Regions from separate parts of the Mus musculus genome. Here region 2 is linked to region 1. Evidence: chromatin contacts called from ENCODE Hi-C or POLR2A ChIA-PET data. All regions are on one chromosome and are shown on one strand. The core of a region is the stretch at or near the end of the contact, and the rest is flanking DNA. Distances in the headings are between cores, read along the strand shown. Region 1 holds the start of Mapkbp1 (mitogen-activated protein kinase binding protein 1). Region 2 holds the start of Rpap1 (RNA polymerase II associated protein 1).

Evidence for each region. A loop is a pair of places that touch in the nucleus more often than their neighbours do. ChIA-PET counts read pairs that join two places held with the same protein, here RNA polymerase II (POLR2A).
Region 2: a loop to region 1 is called in a map of heart, with 10 times the contacts of the local background. The contact joins the promoter of Rpap1 here to the promoter of Mapkbp1 in region 1. A Hi-C loop is called at or near these places in 1 of 37 maps with a recorded cell type or tissue (heart). POLR2A ChIA-PET finds 5 or more read pairs at or near these places in 3 of 5 experiments (Patski and embryonic stem cell).

What each region holds. Positions count from the first base shown.
Region 1 is chr2:119,970,096-119,974,534 of GRCm38, forward strand. It overlaps Mapkbp1 (mitogen-activated protein kinase binding protein 1), which reads left to right and starts at 2,604. Exons shown (of 30, transcript NM_011941.3): 1 at 2,604-3,073. The coding sequence starts at 2,957. It also overlaps a transcript of Mga not described here.
Region 2 is chr2:119,784,919-119,789,262 of GRCm38, forward strand. It overlaps Rpap1 (RNA polymerase II associated protein 1), which reads right to left and starts at 2,619. Exons shown (of 25, transcript NM_001163701.1): 1 at 2,497-2,619.

The DNA of each region.
Region 1 (4,439 bases), core at 1,354-3,853:
GCATGTATAGGTGCTCAATAAATATTTGAACTGATGAGCAAGTGTTTATTCTAACATGTTAGTTTCCCAGGATCTCTGCACCTTGTTTACCTAGGATGAATTTTAAAATCGAATCTAATAATTCTAAGCAAGACCACTATAGCATTTTTGAAGCATCTGGAATTTTTAGAATCTGATAAAAACCATGCATACTTGTTTGGACATACACAATCAGAATGCTGTGTTTGGTCAGCTGTGTTTGGAGAGCAGGATGATACATTTGGGAGTAAAGAGATTGCTTCTCTTCACATTGCACTTGGACACGTTTTGAGGAATCTATGAAGCACAACACTATTCCCATACTAGCATCTTTTTTTTTTTTTTTGACCTTAGCTTGAAAACACCCAATTTCAAGAGTTTTGTTCCCTCATTAAACTTTCTCAACTTCAATGAGTCTCACCTTTAGATATGGAAAGCAAGTGCTTAGAGTTGCCTGTGCAGATCAGACCAGATGAAAATATTTCAGGAATGAAGGTGTCTTTAAGGAGCTAAGCCATAATAGCTTTGGGCGAGAAAGGACGGACACTTTGCAAACCCATAAAAGTGAAACAGATTGCCCAAAGAAAATATGATAAACCCGGTCAGAGAAGAGCAGGACCTGTAGTACACAAATTAAAACACCAGGTGGTGGCATTTGTTAGCAATGTACAGCAGCTTTGTGAGTAGGTCAAATCGCAGATGATTAATGGTGCCGAGTTAATATAGTTAGAGGTGATCATTCTTGTCTTCGGGTCTAGGCGGTAAAATTGGAAGTACCATTTTAGTTTCCTAAAATCTATAATGTGTGGCTTTAGGCGTCCAGTTGCTGTTGACATTTGTATCCAATACGTAGCTATATAGTACACAGGTACCTTCCTGTTTGAACACAGATTGTGCAAGTACCACTAAACTTTTTTGTTTGTTTTTTGTTTTTTCGAGACAGGGTTTCTCTGTATATCCCTGGCTGTCCTGGAACTCACTTTGTAGACCAGGCTGGCCTCGAACTCAGAAATCCGCCTGCCTCTGCCTCCCAAGAGCTGGGATTAAAGGCATGTCCCACCACCGCCCGGCCACTAAACCATTTTTTAAGGATCCTTCCCTCTAACTACCATTTTCCTCAGCAGTTCCTACGGTCTGGAATGGGGGACATGTCAGTGTACTGTTCTAGTTGGGTACAGGCCTTTTGGCTTAAGCTAGCCTTTTCAGAAGGCAGTTTTATTTTATTTAAAGAAATTATGTGTTTGGGTGTTTTGCTTGGTGCCTATGATGGAGGCCAAAAGAGGGAGACAAATCCCTGGGAACTGTTGTGATATGCCATAAGGGTGCTGGTAAATTAAACCTGAGTCTTATGAAAAGAAGCCAGCGCTCTTAATCACCAATCCATCTGTCCAGCGCTCCCCAACCCCCAAGGTAATTTCTTGAAGTAGTAGCTAGATGAAAAATTCTAGCCAACTTACAAATCTATGAAGCATGAGTATGTGGTATTTCCCCTATCTCCATGAGCTAGAACAAAACAAAACAAACAAAACCTGATAGCAGCAAACTTTGACATCGGTGTCAGCCCTAGGGGTGTTTGCAATTTTTGAAAAGACAGAAAAGATCTGGAGTAGCAAAAATACTGTTAATGCTGTTAACAGTATTTCTTGTTAAATGCTATAAGGACGTTGGCAGCTAAGGAAATGATGGATTATATCATGGGTGCCTTTTCAGTTCACAACCTACCCTAAGGCTCTATTTTGAGGCTTGAGTCTTCCATCACTGATAGATTAAGTTCAAAAGTGTGTAAATTGAGTTACTCTGCGTGAGTCATTGTGTTAGGCTGGCCGGAATCAGAAACGATTCCAACTGCGTTAAATCCCAGCACTTGGAATGGAAAGGAGTTCTTTTGGCAGCATCCCAAACCCCCCCCCTCCTTTTTTTTTTTTTTTTTTTTTTTTTTTATGAGTTAGGAATTAAATTTCAGCCGTAATCTCCTAGGCCCACCAAATATCAATCTTAGGCCTGGAGGCGTGGTTATCAAAGTTCTCTAAGAGGACCATGCCTGATAATACCGTAAAAGGCCAGGTTCTCTCAATTCTAAAGCAATATTACATTGACCTTCCTTTAGGAGCGGTACCCACAATTATACTGTGCAGAATCCGAGACCTCTGCGTTCTTGGTTCATTCCTTGGTTCCGCCCCCATAGGCATCAGTCGTCCAATCGGGAACCAATCTGCCACAGACCGCACCCCCTTTACTAGGCCCCGCCCTCCCAGCGCAGCTCGGCCCAGGCTCTAGTTCGCGTTTTGAGCCGCTGGTGCCACCATAGCTACTGCTGCGGCTGCGGCAGCAGAGCTGAAGCCGTCGATCGCGATGCCGGAGGGCGCTGTGAGCTGGGCCCCAGCGAACGGGGGCGCTGACGAGTAGTAGGGTTTCTGAAGTAGGCAGTGGGTGTGGGGGGCTAAAACGGAGCTCCCAAGACTCGGGTGCGGGAGGGAGCTTCTCGCATCGGCTCGGGCCAGCGTGAGCCCGGCGGCCAGCTCGGTGCTTCGGCCCCTTGCCCAGTGGCTTCGGAGGCCTCCTCCCTTGGACACCTCAGTTACCATGGGAACACTTGGGCTGTAACCGGCGCCCGACTGGTCACTAGTTCATCCGATTCTTCAGTTAAACGCCTCTGGCAGGTGTGGGCCTGACATTTCTTCACTCCAGGGGTCGTCCTCCCCTTGTAAAAAAAAATCTAGCAGGCTAGGGTGGGGATGGGGAGTGGGAAAGCGCAGGGCAATGCCCAGAGTAAGAGTTGGTGACAAGCAGAAGACACCTACTGTGATGATAAGGTTGCTTCTGCCATCTCAGGCCAGTGAAAGTGCATATCCGAAGGCTGTGTTGAACGAGAAGGCAGTACCGCTGTTGAGACAAGTCCAAAGGCTAGGCCAGGGACTGTCCTTAGGGGCTCCTCGTTATGATGGCTGGAGAAGGGTCAACCATTACTAGCCGTATCAAGAACTTGCTGAGGTCTCCATCCATCAAATTACGCAGAAGTAAAGCAGGAAACCGGAGAGAGGACCTCAGCTCCAAGGTGAGTCCTGTTGGGAGCCACCTCTTACCTACTCTGTCCTCTCCTGCACTTCGTTCCTTTTTTTTACCTTTCTCTTTCTTGAGGGGCAGGAAGGGGGTGGAAGAATGAAATTTCTCTGTTGGCTTTAAAAGATCATATACGCTTATCTTTGACGACCTGATTTGAAGTTGGAAGAACAGCAGGCGTGGGTGGGCATGCTGAGACGCAGCCATGGCTTGAAGAAGGGCATAGGAAGGCAAACTGGGTTTAACAGGGCCTCAGTTTAAACTAAGTGTGTGCTTGGGAAACAAGTTGACATTTTATGACTCAGTTTCTCTTCTTAGAAGAGTACAGTGAGATCACATATTCTGTAAAGGACCTAGCTGTGACTAATGTATTAGTGTAACAGTTGGGGTTATAATGCCAGACTGTACAACAGAAAGAATATACTAATACACTTCATCTAAGAGAGCAAAACAATTTTTTGACAAGCTTAGTGATGCATGCCTGTAATCCCAGCACTAGGGAGTCAGAGGCAAGTTCAGCCTGGTCTATATAACAATTTCCAGGGGGAGCCAGGGCTACATAGTGATACCCTGTCATGTTCAAAGATGTAGAAGATTGGGCTGGCAAGATTGGACTGGTAGAGACCTTTGCCAACAAGCCTGATCTGATTTTGATTCCTCGGACCCACATGGTGGAAGGAGTAAACCAACTCCTGGAAGTAGTTCTCTGATCTCCACATGTGCATGCACATATGCAGGGGAAGAAATAAATGTAAAATGGTTTATCTCTTTAAGATACTTAAGTTGCTGGGCTAGAGCGATGGCTCAGTGGTTAAGAGCATTGGCTGCTCTACCAGAGGTCCTGAGTTCAATTCCCAGCAACCACATGGTGGCTCACAACCATTTATAATGAGGTCTGATGCCCTCCCTCTTCTGGCATGCAGGTGTACATGCAGATAGAGCAATCATATCCATAATATAATATAAATAAAGATACTTAAGTTGCTTTAACTGGAACGTCTTGGTTTCTCGTGATAACATGAAGGAGCCACGTGTGTGTGCCAGAAAGGCAGCTCTCCTGGTCTGTCCTTGTGGCACTGCTCATTCTGAGCATTGTATGCCAGCATCCTTCTTCTGGGCAGACGTTCATCCATCTTCCATTCTTATACATGTCTGGGATTTGGTCCTTATACTTTTTTTTTTATTTGTTTGGTTTTGTTTCAAGGCAGGCTCTTGTTACACAGTCCTGGATGGGTTCGAACTATAAACTTGTGCCACAGCCTTCTGAGTGCTGGGATTGCTGGCATGCCCAGCTCATATTTTATTCAGTTTTGAGACTCATCACAATTTGGGGCATACAAAAGTAGAATACATTTATTTAC
Region 2 (4,344 bases), core at 1,369-3,868, 190 kb before region 1:
CTGAACTCAATTCCCAACCCACATGGTGAAAAGAGAGAACCAAATCCGGCAAGCGGTCCCCTGACCTCCACACGGCAAGCTGTCCCCTGACCTCCACAAGCACAGTGTGGCATGTGTGCCTCCCCTCCACAAAATAAACAAGTAACATAATAAAATGTAAATAAATGGCACATGGGACACATCTTCTAAAGGCTGAGGACAGTAAGAAGCAGGGAGAGACACGACAAATAGGCCACAATGGTAACGGTGGCAAGCAATCTATGTATTTCCTTATTTCCCAGTCCTATGCAGGATCAGATGAAATAACTATACTTACTAGGCCAGTATAGAAAACACTCCTAACACAAGGGCTAAAGGGGGCAGAAATGTTAAAATATTAACATGAGTGTGTAACTTAAGGAACGATACCGATAACCATCTGTGATTGGCTATGCCTGTAACCCTAGCATTCAGGAGGTTAAAGGATTTGAGAGCCCTAAGACAGTTTGTGCTATAATACAGCAAGACCTTCTCCCCACAAAAAATCAAAAACAAAGTTACCACTAAAAAAGCTTTTTGAGAGTTTAATTTGGGCGAGGTGTGTAAAAAAGGCTATAAATGTTCATGGCTATTATCAGCATGCAGGCAGCTGAGGCAGAACAGTTGAATTCAAAGCCAGCCCCCAAGGCTACATAGTTAGCTCCAGGTATAGGAGGTGTGTGTGTGTGTGTGTGTGTGTGTGTGTGAGCGAGGGTGTGCACATGTGCTGGTTTGAGTAGTCAAGTGTAGATCAGTGGCAGAGTGCTTGCCTAGCATGCATAAGACCTTGGTTTCTGTTGGGACCTAGGTAAAATATTAAGGCCCAGGTAACTGTTACCTGGATAGCTTGGCATTATAAGGAAACCTTCTCATATGTTTCTGCTGTTGCCAGAAACTTTCTAATGTCAAGATTGATGATATATTCTGTTATGTTCTGTGCCCTTTGAAACCAATCAAGACAGAAGTCAGAAGAACTCCTCGCTTGGACCCAAACCAACCACCCAACAGCACTTTCTACACCTTTGTATGAGCTTTTATGGTGTAAGTTGCCTTGGGGATGATCCCCAACATAAAAGAGACACTTGTGGGCTGGTGAGATGGCTCAGTGGGTAAGAGCACCCGACTGCTCTTCCGAAGGTCCGAAGTTCAAATCCCAGCAACCACATGGTGGCTCACAACCATCCGTAACGAGATCTGACGCCCTCTTCTGGAGTGTCTGAAGACAGCTACAGTGTACTTACATATAATAAATAAATAAATAAATAAATCTTTAAAAAAAAAAAAAGAGACACTTGTACCAGTATAAGAAACTATTTGGAATAATACTTCCATCTTGAGTAGTGGTCAAGTCAAGTTTACTTGGCACAAAGAGACATGTACTTGCGTAATTGACCTCCTAATTGGCAAGTTAAGACACATGAATGTTAGACAAGTCCCATCCCAGTAGACAAGTTAAGACCTGAATATTAGATAAGGCAAGTCCCCTGCCACAGTTGAATACCCCAACCAATAGGAACACAGTGAGTGGTGTACAACAAAGACATGTTCCCAAGGAAATCCTCCATCCCTAAATCCTGAATAACTTGGCACAGATGTTTGTGGATTTGGGGCCTAAAAATCCTGTAGGATCTTAATTCAAGGGGTATGGTCCAGTTCCCAAATCTGGACCATGGAATTTGGTCAAGTCATGGAATATATGCTCACTAAACTATCCCTGTCTGAGATTGGTGTTTGTGAGACGATTCCCGAACCCCAGTAGTTTCACTGCCCAGTAAATACACACACAAACACGGGGCTGTGACGGGTTGTTTAACAGCAACATTAGAAACCTAAGTCAGAAATAAAATACTAGCTCCACTACTTACTAGTGTAAAATTAGGCAAATTATTTAAGCTATTCCAAATTAAGTTTCAAGCCTGTAAAATGCACAAGGCTGAGACAGACTAATCCCAGCATTTGGGAAGTGGAGGCAGGAAGATAAGGCGTTTCAATTCAACCTGGGATACAGGAAACCTTTCAAAACAACAGCAAGTTATTACTGCATGCAGCGTGCCTTCCACAGTATCTGTTATATAAATAAACTTCAGTGAATGAAAACAGCAAGTCCCATGCTACATAAAGAAGCAAATGTACTCCCCCACAAACTCCAGGGGGGGGATTTGTCTAAAATCAATTAGTGCTAAAAGTTACGCCTTGAATTATAATAAGGATAATTCCGACAGATAACCTCTAAAGCGAAGGAAAACTAACAATGGATTTACTGGGTTTTGGAATAGCCTCTTACATCGCAGCCTATCGGCGACACGACCAATCCAGAGATTGCACCTCAGGCTCTAGTTAAGCATCCTGGATCGCCCGCGTCTGCAACCAAGAGACAGCTCGTGAGGCTCGAAATGAAGAGCTGTACCCGAGGTTTAGGTAACACAAGCTACTTCTGTGCAAAGACTCCCAAGCAGGTATGATAAAGTAACCAGACACCTTGCTTCTGGGTTCTCCACCTGAGTAACTTGATCGGGGTCTCTGCAAACAGCAACCTACTCCAACCAAACCCGCCTGGGCGCCGCCATCTTGGCCGTGCGGACTGGCACTTCCGCCGCCTCTAGAGTTCGGCTTCCGCCGAGCAGCCCCGCCTGCCGCGCTGTGGCTCGCCCGGGAGCTCGAGGGCTCCCAGCTCAGCGTTGTGTCTCTGAACCTCAAGCGGCGAAGCCTGCGGCGACTAATCTTTCTTTACACAGACGCTGGGAACACACGCGTTTGATGTAATGCAGACCCAGGTCTTTCCACAGCACGGCAGATGTAAAAACTTGCACAAACGTCCTTCTGCACTCAACACCGTGCTTAACTGCGTCCTGTATTCCCGCTCCACTCCCCGCACTCAGCATACAAAAGTCTGCACACAAACCAATGCGATCTCCCCAGTGTGCTTTTAGACGAGCGAGAAGGTAACTGTGAGAGGGAGATCCAAAGAAAGCAACTCTCCCAGAGAGCACTGTAAGAATTGGGTGTTAGTGAGAAGACTAAAGAAACTGGTTGTCATCAAGGTTACCCGCTTCCTAAGCATCTTCCCTTCGTTTATGTCAGTCTCTCCTCTTGGGAATTCAACCCCCTTCCCTGCCGTCCCTTCCCACAAAGTTTATCCCCTTTAAGGTCTAGCCAGAATCAACTTTGATAAAACAACAACAACAAAACAAAACAAAACTTTACCAATCAGTTCTGCCCCCTGAACTTCTAAACTTGGATGGTCTGAAACCCAAGCACTTGCACTAACCACTTGTATGGAGCAGACTGCTGCAATTAGTAGTTACCTTTTCACAAGAGAAGTTCTTTCAGCCTTGTGATATGAAAGGCTTGAGTAATTCTGGCACTTGGGAGACTGATATTGGAGGATGACAGACTCAATGTCTACTTAGGTTACACAGTGAGACCCTGGTTTTTTTTTGTTTCATTTTGTTTGTTTTTACATTTTTCCAGTCAGGGTTTCTTTGTGCAGTCCTGGCTATCCTGGAACTCACTCTGTAGACCAGGCTGGCCTCAAATTCAGTCTCTTGAATTAAAGGTGTGTGCCATCACCTATGGGCAAAAACCTTTTTTTTTTTTAATTTTTATATTTATTTCCTTTTAAATATACACATTTACTTGGGAGGCAGAGGCAGGCAGATTTCTGAGTTCGAGGCCAGCATGGTCTACAAAGTGAGTTCCAGGACAGCCAGGGCTATACAGAGAAACCCTGTCTTTATAAACAAACAAACAAACAAACACATTTGCCTGCATGAATATTTGTGCATTATGTGTATGCCCTGAGAAGCAACAAGAGGGAGTTAGATCTCCAGGAACTGGAGTTACAGATGGTTGTGGTCCACCATGTGGGTGCTGGGAATTGAACTCTGAAAGAACAACAGGTGCTCATTTTTAAAAATGTTTTTTTATTTCTATTTATTAAATCTGTGTTTTGGGGGGCTGGAGAGATGGCTCAGCGGTTAAGAGCACTTACTGCTCTTCCGAAGGTTCTGAGTTCAAATCCCAGCAACCACATGGTGGCTTGCAACCATCCTTAATGACATCTGACTCCCTCCCCTGGTGTGTCTGAAGACAGCGACAATGTACTTACATATAAAATAAATAATAAATAAAATCTAAAAAAAAGAGTTTTTTAAAAAAATGTGTGTTTTGCTTGCATGTATGTATTTGTGCCACATGCATGTCTGGAGCCCAAGGAATTAAAATGAGGATGTCAAGACAGTATTGGATATCCTACAACTGCAGTTACAGATAGTTGTGAGCTACTGTGTGATGCTAAAAGCCAAGCAACACTGGTCCTTTGCAAGA